Linked DNA regions of Homo sapiens: region 1 is linked to region 2. The links are chromatin contacts, found by Hi-C or POLR2A ChIA-PET in ENCODE. All regions are on one chromosome and are shown on one strand. The core of a region is the stretch at or near the end of the contact, and the rest is flanking DNA. Distances in the headings are between cores, read along the strand shown. Region 1 has its middle 93 kb from the start of GRIN2A. Region 2 has its middle 73 kb from the start of ATF7IP2.

Region 1 (5,507 bases), core at 800-3,299, 38 kb after region 2:
GGAATAAGCGAAAATGCCAAGTCAGGGTGGCCAAGATGGCCGCTGGGATGGTGGGAACCGGCGAATCCGGGAATGCTGAGTCAGGGTAGCCAAGATGGTTACCGATGGCCATCTTGGAGCCTTCACCAGAGTCCAATCACTGTGATCATACTAGACAGAAGAAGAGGGGGAAGTAGGAGGGCAAATCTTCCTCTTCCTGTAATCTTTAGTCAATGCTATATTTCTCTTTCTAGAAGGCCCTGCTTTCTCTCCAGGGCCTGCAATTGTTCTGGAACAATTGGTGAGAGGGAGAATGAGAGATGTAGGACAATACATCAGGTTTTACCTTTGCATAGAAAAATGTTTCCTGGCTGGACAAGGTGGCTCATGCCTGTAATCCCAGCACTTTGGGAGGCCAAGGCGGGCAGATCACCTGAGGTCAGGAGTTCAAGACCAGCCTGGGTAACATGGCAAAACACTATCTCTATTAAAAATACAGCAATTAGCTGGGTATTGTGGCACACGCCTGTAATCCCAGCTATTTAGGAGGCTGAGGCAGGAGAACTGCTTGAACCCAGGAGGTGGATGTTGCAGTGAGCCGAGATTGCACCATTGCACTCCAGCCTGGGCAACAGAGTGAGCCTCCATCTCAAAAAAAAAAAAAAAAAGTTTCCCAAATGCCAGCCATTTGAGTACCACCTTGATTTTTATTTTTACCATATCTACCTATAATCTACATAATTACTTTCATAATGTTATTTTTAATGGACTTGCCCTTTTATTTATGTAGACAATTCTGAAATCTTTTTTGAGATAGGATCTCACTGTCTCAGGCTGGTCTCAAATTCCTGGGCTCAAGCGATCTTCCCACCTTAACCTCTTGAGTAGCTGAGATTACAGGCAAACGCCACTGCCTCCGGCCTAGATAATTCTTTTAGAAAGAAATCTCATATCACTGATAAATGGAAAACTTGCGATTACTCTGTAATTGGAAGACAACTTTGCAAACAAATGCCATGGAAATAAAAATGGTGCTACCAAATAATTGCCAGATATGGTTATCTGAAGACCTTGGTCCTATTCCTATTGTTACAAAGGGGCATTACCCAGGATTTGAGAAGTTTTGTAGATGGAATACCACCAACTTTCTCTTTGATGTAATGAGCAGCATTGGAAGATAAACGAAAAACTAGGACCTTCTTAATTATAAGGGGTCAGGGAAAACTTCCTCTTCACCCTCTGAAGGTTCATTGAAAATCAACTGATGAAAGGCAGATGAGGCTGGGCACGGTGGCTCACACCTGTAATCCCAGCACTTTGGGAGGCTGAGGCAGGCGGTTCATGAGGTCAGGAGATCGAGACCATCCTGGCTAACACGGTAAAACCCCGTCTCTACTAAAAATACAAAAAATTAGCTGGGTATGGTGGCGGGTGCCTGTAGTCCCAGCTACTCGGGAGGCTGAGGCAGGAGAATGGCATGAACCCAGGAGGCGAATCTTGCAGTGAGCTGAGATCGTGCCACTGCACTCGAGCCTGGGCAATAGGGTAAGCCTCCATCTCAAAAAAATAAAAAGGCAGATGAATAGGAGAAAAGGTGTATACATTTATTAATGTGCACAGGAGAGAATCACAGAGCAATGACCCTGCCATGCAGTGAGGTACAGGTGGTTATATACACTTCTTAGGGCAAAGGGAGATGGAGATGAGTGGATGATTTTAGGGGATAGTGGTAGTAAATGCATTCAAGGGGCTTGCAGAACATGCAATGGCCTGGGACAAAGTGTACTGGGCCTGCAGATCAGATGATGGGCTTGTGACAAAATTCTGTCCAGGAATGTTGATACACTTTATATACTTCAGTCTTTCTTCCTGTGATAAGAGTTCAGTTCATTAAAGCTCAGGGAGGGGACCAGAGGTCATTGTATCTTCTTTGGCAGGTCTGGACTTTAGGTAACTAAAGGAACTTCACTGAACGGCTTCATCCTGTGCTTTGGGAGGCACAGAGAAATGAGAGACAGGAAGTGGGAGGGAGGAAGTCAGAGGGCCCTCACAGCTGCTTCTTCTGTTCACCATGTCAGAGTGCCACATTTTGGGGTATCAGTTTTGTTTTGTGTTTTTTTTTTTTGAGATAGAGTTTCACTCTTGTTACCCAGGCTGGAGTGCAATGGCTCAGTGCAACCTCTGCCTCCTGGGTTCAAGCGATTCTCCTGCCACAGCCTCCCAAGTAGCTGGGCTTACAGGCATGTGCCACCACGCCCGGCTAATTTTGTATTTTTAGTAGAGATGGAGTTTTTTTTCCATGTCGGTCAGGCTGGTCTCCAACTCCCGATCTCAGGTGATCTGGCTGCCTTGGCCTCCCAAACTGCTGGGATTACAAGCATGAGCAACCACGCCTGGCCTGGTTTCCTTTTTTTGAGATGGAGTCTCGCTCTGTCTCCCAGGCTGGAGTGCAGTGATGCGATCTCAGCTCACTAGGTTCAAGCGATTCTCCCACCTCAGCCTCCCGAGTAGCTGGGATTACAGGCGCCTGCCACAACACCCGGCTAATTTTTGTATTTTTAGTAGAGCCAGGGTTTCACCATGTTGGCCAGGCTGGTCTCAAACTCTTGACCTCAAGTCATCTACCCGCCTCAGCCTCCCAAAATGCTAGGATTACAGGTGTGAGCCACCGCACCTGGCCTCACCCGGCTAATTTTAAATTTTTTTTAGAGATGGGATCTCTTTATGTTGCCCAGGCTGGTCTTGAACCCCAGCCTTAAGTGATCCTCCCACCTCAGCCTCGCCTTTCTTTGGAATTGTTCTAAGGGTAGCTGCAACCAGGCCCAGAGTACAAACCAACTCATCCAACCTTTACCCTTCAAGTCTTCAAAACTGCGTGCTGTAATATCCAGCAACTGAATTTGGCCAGAAAGCAATCCCCTGTTTGTTTATCCTGTGCAAAATGCTCTAATTGCTGGGAACTGAAAGACTACTAGCCTGAAAATAGAATGTTAATGACTGGAGGAGACACCACAGCAGAATAAACAACCCAGCAGACTGGAGGCCGCTTTCAGGCTGGGGAAAACAGTGATTTCCTCAGTGTTTGATTGAGTGCCCTTTGAGTCCTTTGGAGAGAGCAGCAGGGGCAGGTCCATAGTCTTTTAAGGATCAGGCAACCTACAGACTTCTGTTTTTTTGTTTGTTTGTTTGTTTGTTTGTTTGTTTGTTTGTTTTGAGACAGAATCTTGCTCTGTTGCCCAAGCTGGAGTACAGTGGGGCGATTTCATAGAGATGGGGGTTTCACCATGTTGGCCAGGCTGGTCTCGAACTCTTGACCTCAGGTGATCCACCTGCCTCGGCCTCCCAAAGTGCTGCCATTATGGGGATGAGCCACTGCGCCCAGTCACCTACTACTGGCTTCTTACATTGCGTGGTAAATATTTACAGAGCAACCACAGTGTGTGAGATGCTGTTGCTGGGGTAGAAATAATGGCTGGGCTGAAAGGAACCCTCCCTAGGTGACTTTCTCCTTCACCCGGAGGTTAAAAGTCCAGGATGTTTTCACAGCATGCTCTTATTCTGCTGTGTAACTAGTTCCTTATCCATTCCCCAAAGTTATCTGCACATTAAAACATTTCTTTTTAATTTTTTAATTTTTAATTTTTTTGTAGAGATGAAGTCTCTACAAGCAATCATCCTGTCTCAGTCTTCCAAAGTACTGGGATTAAAGATGTGAGCCACCGTGCCTGGCATATCTGCACATTTTTTTTTTTTTGAGGACAGCATTCGTACACCCTTGTATCATAACACCTTGTCAGATACATGGCAGATGCTCCATAAATCTTTCTTAGAGGCCAGGTGCGGTGGCTCACGCCTGTAATCCCAGTACTTTAGGAAGCTGAGATGGGTGGATCACTTGACGCTAGGAGTTCAAGACCAGCCTGGCCAACATGGTGAAACCCTATCTCTACTAAAAATACAAAAAGGCCAAGCGCGGTGGCTCATGCCTGCCATCCCAGCACTTTGGGAGGCTGAAGTGGGTGGATCACGAGGTCAGGAGTTCGAGACCAGCCTGGCCAACATCGTGAAACCCCATCTCTACTAAAAATACAAAAATTGGCCTGGCATGGTGGCATGTGCCTGTAGTCCCAGCTACTCTGGAGGCTGAGGCAGGAGAATCGCTTGAACCCAGGAGGCGGAGGTTGTGGTGAGCTGAGATTGTGCCTCTGCACTCCAGCCCGGGCAACAGTGAGACTCCATCCCCCCAAAAATAAAAAATAAATAAATAAAATTAGCCAGCTGCAGTGGCACGTACCTGTCATCCCAACCACTTAGGAGGCTGAGGTAGGAGAATTGCTTGACTCCACAGGGCGGAGGTTGCAGTGAGCCAAGATTGCACTACTGCACTCCAGCCTGGGTGACAGAGTGAGACTCTGTCTCAAAAAAAAAAAAAAAGTCTTTACTAGAGGAATGCCCGGAATTCTACCACTATTCGTTTATTCCATTTGGTTAAACATTGCATTCTTTCAAGAGGCCTCTTAAAATACAAACCACCTCAGTGACAGAACTATATTCAGGTCCTGGGTACTTAGATATTTAATTTTGTTAGTTTATTTAAAATAGGTGATTTATTTTCATGGTGCAAAGCTGTAAATGGATTTAGATAACCCAGCATCCTGATAATATTAGGTATCTATAAAAAAGGAGCCTGAAAGTAGAGAGAGACAAAACAGGGAAAGAGTTGGCTGGAGTACAAATGTATGTGCCTTTGTTATTTTGGTGTCTTTTGTTTTTTCTCCTACTCTCTGTCTCTGTCTATGTTATAGCATGTGGTTAAGTAAGTAAAAAACCAACAACACGTTTACTATCTTACCAAAAGTCATTGGTCTCACTACATGATTAGACATGGTAGGACACCTTTGTATTAGTCATATGTTTCTAAGTTGCAAGTAGCACAAATCCAATATTAAAAAGACACATAGGCCAGGCATGGCAGCTCATGCCTGTAGTCCCAGCTCTTTGGGAGGCCAAAACAGGAGGATAACTTGAGCCCAAAACAGGAGGATAACTTGAACCCAGAAGTTTGAGACCAGCCTGGGCAACATAGTGAGACCCGGTCTCTACCAAAAGAAAAAAAAATTTGCCAGGCACAGTGGCTCATGCCTGTAAGCCCAGCACTTTGGGAGGCAGAGGCAGATGGATCACTTGAGGTCGGGAGTTCAAGACCTGTTGGGAGCAAGCCCCCCAAAATCTGGCCATAAACTGGCCCCAAAACTGGCCATAAACAAAATCTGTGCAGCACTGTAACATGTTCATAAAGGCCCTAACGCCCAAGCTGGAAGGTTGTGGGTTTATGGAAATGAGGGCAAGGAACACCTGGCCTGCCCAGGGCAGAAAACTGCTTAAAGGCATTCTTAAGCCACAAGCAATAGCATCAGTGAGCTGTGTCTTAAGGGCGTGTTCCTGCTGCAGTTAACTAGCCCAACCTATTCCTTTAATTCAGCCCATCCCTTCGTTTCCGATAAGGGATACTTTTAGTTAATTTAGTA
Region 2 (5,388 bases), core at 1,123-3,622:
TTCACTGCCACAGTGAACTTAAATGTCACCTTGGCCGGGTGCGGTGGCTCACGCCTGTAATCTCAGCACTTTGGGAGGCCGAGGTGGGTGGGTCATCTGAGGTTGGGAGTTCAAGACCAGCCTGACCAACATGGTGAAACCCCGTCTATACTAAAAATACAAAATTAGCCAGGCATGGTGGTGCATGCCTGTAATCCCAGCTACTCAGGAGGCTGAGGCAGGAGAATCACTTGAACCTGGGAGGCGGAGGTTGCGGTGAGCTGAGATCACACCATTGCACTCCAGCCTGGGCAACAAGAGCGAAACTCCATCTCAAAATAAATAAATAAACAAATAAATAATGTCACTTCCATCAACATATGAACTGCACTACAAGATAATAGTGAGCCTTTAGACTTTTGGGAAGAGAAATACCAAATAAAAATAAGATGATACATAATCATTTTTATGACTCCCACTGAAATTTTCTTTTTTGCCTGGATGAAAACAGTTGAAGCAATGGATTCTCATAATGAGTAAGAGAATCGGGTCAAATGAACCCGTCTCCAAGGAGATTTAAAATGCTTTTCAAACCCTCTTGATAGTAACCACGATTTATGCATTTTCTTTGAATTCTATTATTCTGGGCCCAGCTTGCCGGCTTGTCTTACATCATTATTTTAGACTAAAGCTCCATCTTCTGGAGAAGGAATGATATATAACAACTACTCAACACATTGACTAACAGTCAAACTCAATTTGGAAGTTCCTGAGATGGTGTCTTTCTTAGTCATCTCAACAATTTCTCATTGGCAGCTCATTTTTCCCCCTCTGGAAAGAATGTCATCTCAGTGGGGCATGGATGCTAGATGGAAGCTATTGATCACCTTCCCATTCTTGAGGGGAGATTCATAGCCTACTTCTATTTTTATGTTTATGGTTTCTGCAGCAGGAGACTGATTGGAATAATTCCCCTCCCCTCTGCATGTTCCTCGTATCATTGAATAGGTACCGGGTATTATTTTCATATTCTCTAGAGAAATCTATTTATCTGCAGCTCTTGCTATATTTTATTCATATGGTCTATTCTGAAGCTCCTTTTGAATGCAAATATTTTATTTTATTTTATTTTATTTTGAGACAGGATCTTGCTCTGTTGCCCAGGCTGGAGTGCAGTGGCATAATCAGCTTACTGCAGCCTCAACCTCCTGGGCTCAAGTGATCCTCCCATCTCAGCCTCCTGAGTAACTGGGACTACAGACATGCCATTACCCCTGGCTCATTTTCGTATTTTTTGTAGAGGTGGGGTTTTGCCATGTTGCCTAGGCTCCTGGGCTCAAATGATCCTCCCTCTTTAGCCTCCCAAAGTGCGGGGATTACAGGTGTGAGGCACTGTGTCCAGCCTGAATGTAAATATTTTAAGGGTTTAGGTTAATGGTATATTTTTGAGAGATTAAAAAATGGTCACTTTTTCCTTTTTTTTTTTTTTTTTAAACAAACTAAATTTTTTAAGAATAGTTTTAGCTGGGCACAGTGGTTCACACCTGTAATCTCAACACTTTGGGAGGCCAAGGCAGGTGGATCACCTGACGGCAGGAGTTTGAGACCAGCCTGGCCAACATGGTGAAACCCTGTCTCTACTAAAAGTACAAAAATTAGCCAGGCATGGTGGTAGCTCCCTGTAATCCTAGCTACTTGGGAGGCTGAGGCAGGAGAATCATTTGAACCCGGGAGGTGGAGGTTGCAGTGAGCTGAGATTGCGCCACTGTACTCTAGCCCAGGCAACAAGAGTAAAACTCCATCTCAAAAAAAAAAAAAAAGAATAGTTTTACATTTTACAAAAATTGTGAAGGTAGTACAGTGTCCTCATACATCCTGACTCAGTTTCCCCTGTTAGCTTACATTAGTGTGGTGCATTTGTTACAATCAACGATCTAATATTGATGCATTAACTAAAGCCCATACTTTATTCGGACTGCCTTAGTTTTTACCTTGTGACAGATTTCCTGTTCCAGGATCCCATCAAGGATACCAATTACATTTAGTTGTCATGTCTCTTTAGGGTCCTCTTCGCTGTGACAGTTTCTCAGAATTTGTTTTTGATGACAGTTCTGAGAAGTACTGGTCAGGCAATTTGCAGCACGGCCCTCTACTGAGATTTGTCTGATGTTTTTTTTTCATGATTAGCTGAGGTTATGGATTTTTGGAAGAAAGATGATAGTGGTAAAATGCCATTTTTATCAAGTGATACCAGCGCATACTGTTGACATGACTTATCATGGTTGATGTTGGCCTTGATCACCTGGTTGAGGTAGTGTTTATCAAGTTTCTCACTGTACAGTTGCTCTTTCCCTCCCTTTGTGCTCTTTGTAAGGAAGTCACTCTGTGCAGTCCACACTTAAAGCATGATGAGTTATGCTCCACCTCCCTTTTTGTGTTTATTTTTAGAATCAAGGTTTCACTCTGTTGCCCAGGCTGGAGTGCAGTGGTGCGATCATAGCTCACTGCAGCCTTGGCCTCCTGGACTCAAGGGATCTTCTTTCCTCAGCCTCCTGAGTAGCTGGGACTACAGGTTCACACCCTGCAGGCTAATATTTAAATTTTTTGAAGAGATGGAATCTCACTAAATTGCCCAGGCTGGCCTTGAACTTCTGGGCTTGGGTGATCTTTCCACCTTGGCCTCCCAAAGCACTGGGATTACAGGGATGAGCCATCGCGCCTGGCTGATCCTAGCACTTTGGGAGCATCAAATATAAAATATATATAAAGAGAAACCCTAGTTGTTGTTTCATTCTCATGCAAACCAACGGCCTGTGGTGTGCTAGTAAATGTTTAACAACCTCAGTCTAGTCATGAGGAAACACCAAGTTAAGGGACAGTCTACAAAATAAAAGATCAATATTTCTCAAAAGTGTCAAAGTGGTGAGGAATAAAGGAAGACGGAGAAACTGTCACACATTGGAGGAGACCAAGAAGACATAACTAAATGTAAGGTGGGGTCCCAATTGGATTTTTTTTTTTTTTTTTTTTTTTTAGAAAGGGTCTCACTCTGTTGCCTGGGCTGAAGTGCAGTGGCGCGATCTTGGCTCACTGCAACCTCTGCTTCCTGGGATCAAGTGATTCTCCTGCCCCAGCCTCCTGAGTAGCTGGGATTACAGGTGCCCACCACCACGCCCAGCTACTTTTATTTTTGGATTTTTAGTGGAGATGGGGTTTCACCATGTTGGCCAGACTGGTCTCAAACTCCTGGCCTCAAGTGATTCACCTGCCTCGGCCTCCCAGAGTGTTAGGATTACAGGCATGAGCCACCATGCCCGGCCCCAATTGGATTCTGAAATGGGGAAGGGCCCCAGAATAAGCCAGTGTGGCATAAAAATTGTTTTGAGCCGAGGGCTTCTGACTTTCTGAAATCTCTTATCTGCCTAAGAGCAGAGCCTCCCAAAAGAATAAAAAAGAACTCTATTGTCATAAATCTTATCCCTGGGAACAACTCCAATCTTCTCTGAGACAGAAGTCAGCCACACACCAAAGCAGACAGTCACAAAATCTGTCATATCCCCCATCTAGTCTCCTAAGGGCTCATTTATCTTTCCAAAACCTCGTTTGTTTTTCCACAAGTGCTCTTTCTTCCCTTCTCCTTCATCTATTTTGTCTTTTTCGTTTCCTGTCTTTTTTTTTCGAGACAGGGTCTCCCTCTGTTGCCCGGGCTGGAGTGCAGTGGTACGATCATAACTCATTGAAACCTCGACCTACCAGGCTCAAGCAATCCTCCAACCTCAGTCTCCCAAGTAGCTGGGACTACAGCTATGCATCACCATGCCCAGCTAATTTTTTTTTTTTTTTTTTTTTGTAGAGACAAGTTCTCACTTTGTTGCCCAAGCTGGTCTTGAACCCCTGGGCTCAAGTGATCCTCCTGCCTCAGCCTCCTAAAGTACTGTGATCCTTCACCTATTAAGATGGATTATAAGCCCCAAATTCTATTTTTTTTTTTTTTTTTGAGACAGAGTCTCGCTTTGCCCGGAGTAGAGTGCAGTGGTGCATTCTCGGCTCACTGCAACCTCTGCCTCGTGGATTCAGGCAATTCTCCTGCCTCAGACTCCTGAGTAGCTGGGGTTACAGACACCTGCCACCATGCTCGGCTAATGTTTTGTATTTTTAGTGAAGATGGGGTTTCACCAAGTAGGCCAGGCTGGTCTCGAACTCCTGGTCTCAAGCGATCCACCGGCCTTAGCCTCCCAAAGTGCTGGGATTACAGGCATGAGCCACCACGTCCGGCTATAAGCCCCAAATTCTAACCACTCCTTTGAGTCACATTTTCTTTTCTGTGAACTCCCATGTGCATACATACATATGGAAATAAAACGTCTTTTCTCTTGCTAGTCTGACTTGTGTCAGTTTAATGTATGGACCCTGTCAGTGAAAATAAGGGAGCAGAGGAAATATTTTTCCTCCCAGAAGGCGGCAAAGGACATTAGTGGAAAAACCGGTGAAAAATGAATAAGGTCTGCAGTGAATTGTCCTAGTGCTAATTTCTTGGTTTTGATGATTGTAAGACCTTAACATCAGAGAAACCTAGGTGAGAGTACACAGGAATGATCGGTGCTATCTTTGCAACTTTCTGATAAATCTAAAATAATTTCAAAGTTTAAAAAGTTAAAAACAAAGGAAAATCATAGCAACAACACTATCAAAGACCATAGGCCTTGAAGCCAGCCTACACTGGATTTATTTTTATTTATTTATTTTTTTGAGAGGGAGTCTCGCTCTGTTACCCAGGCTGGAGTGCAGTGGCATGATCTTGGCTCACTGTAACCTCCACCTCCTGGGTTCGAGTGGTTCTTCTGCCTTAGCTTCCTGAGTAGCTGGGATTACAGGCCTGTACCACCACACCTGGCTAATTTTCGTATATTTAGTAGAGACAGGGCTTTGCCATGTTGGCCAGGCTGGACTCAAACTCCTGACTTCAGGTGATCCACCTGCTTCGGCCTCCCAAAGTGTTGGGATTACAGGTGTGAGCCACCATGCCCGGCCTGGATTTATTTTTATTTTTTATTTTTTTCTCTGGATACCATTGATTGGAATCTCATTCTGGATTTAAATCTTGATTATTCCACAAATCTATTGGGCAATAATGAGCTGAGTGAACCTAGGGCAAGTTAATCTCACTCTTGCAACCATCAGTTTCCTCCACCAACAAATAGATGGGACAGCGACGATATGACCCACCTCACAAAGGTGTGGTGATGCATTTGTGTATAAAGCTTGCAGTAAGTATCTTCCAGTGTTCAGTAGAACCATAACCATCACATCTGCTTTTTTGGCCTCTTCTATTTGTGCTGGGCTGGGGAGAGGCGCAGGGCCCTGTGGCCAGTCTCTGTCAGGGTTTCCTGCACCTAGAGGTCAACTTGC

What was found. Hi-C counts contacts between places; a loop is a spot of excess contacts on that map. ChIA-PET counts read pairs that join two places held with the same protein, here RNA polymerase II (POLR2A). Pooled maps may share reads with other maps.
Region 1: a loop to region 2 is called in a map with no recorded cell type, with 7 times the contacts of the local background. The contact joins two enhancer-like sites. A Hi-C loop is called at or near these places in 2 of 168 maps with a recorded cell type or tissue (Calu3 and GM11168), 13 of 37 single-sample maps with no recorded cell type and 10 of 50 pooled maps. POLR2A ChIA-PET finds 5 or more read pairs at or near these places in 9 of 52 experiments (GM10248, GM12878, HepG2 and 5 more).

The regions. Positions count from the first base shown.
Region 1 is chr16:10,272,298-10,277,804 of GRCh38, reverse strand. No RefSeq gene overlaps it. Among named protein-coding and RNA genes, the nearest start is that of GRIN2A, 93 kb to the right of the region's middle. Within about 2 kb of position 2,049, at least 3 of the 41 ENCODE cell types and tissues checked have a DNase peak (open chromatin) inside an H3K27ac peak, as active enhancers do; they include GM12878 and OCI-LY7, where a contact is called at or near this core.
Region 2 is chr16:10,310,300-10,315,687 of GRCh38, reverse strand. No RefSeq gene overlaps it. Among named protein-coding and RNA genes, the nearest start is that of ATF7IP2, 73 kb to the left of the region's middle. Within about 2 kb of position 2,372, at least 2 of the 41 ENCODE cell types and tissues checked have a DNase peak (open chromatin) inside an H3K27ac peak, as active enhancers do; they include GM12878 and OCI-LY7, where a contact is called at or near this core.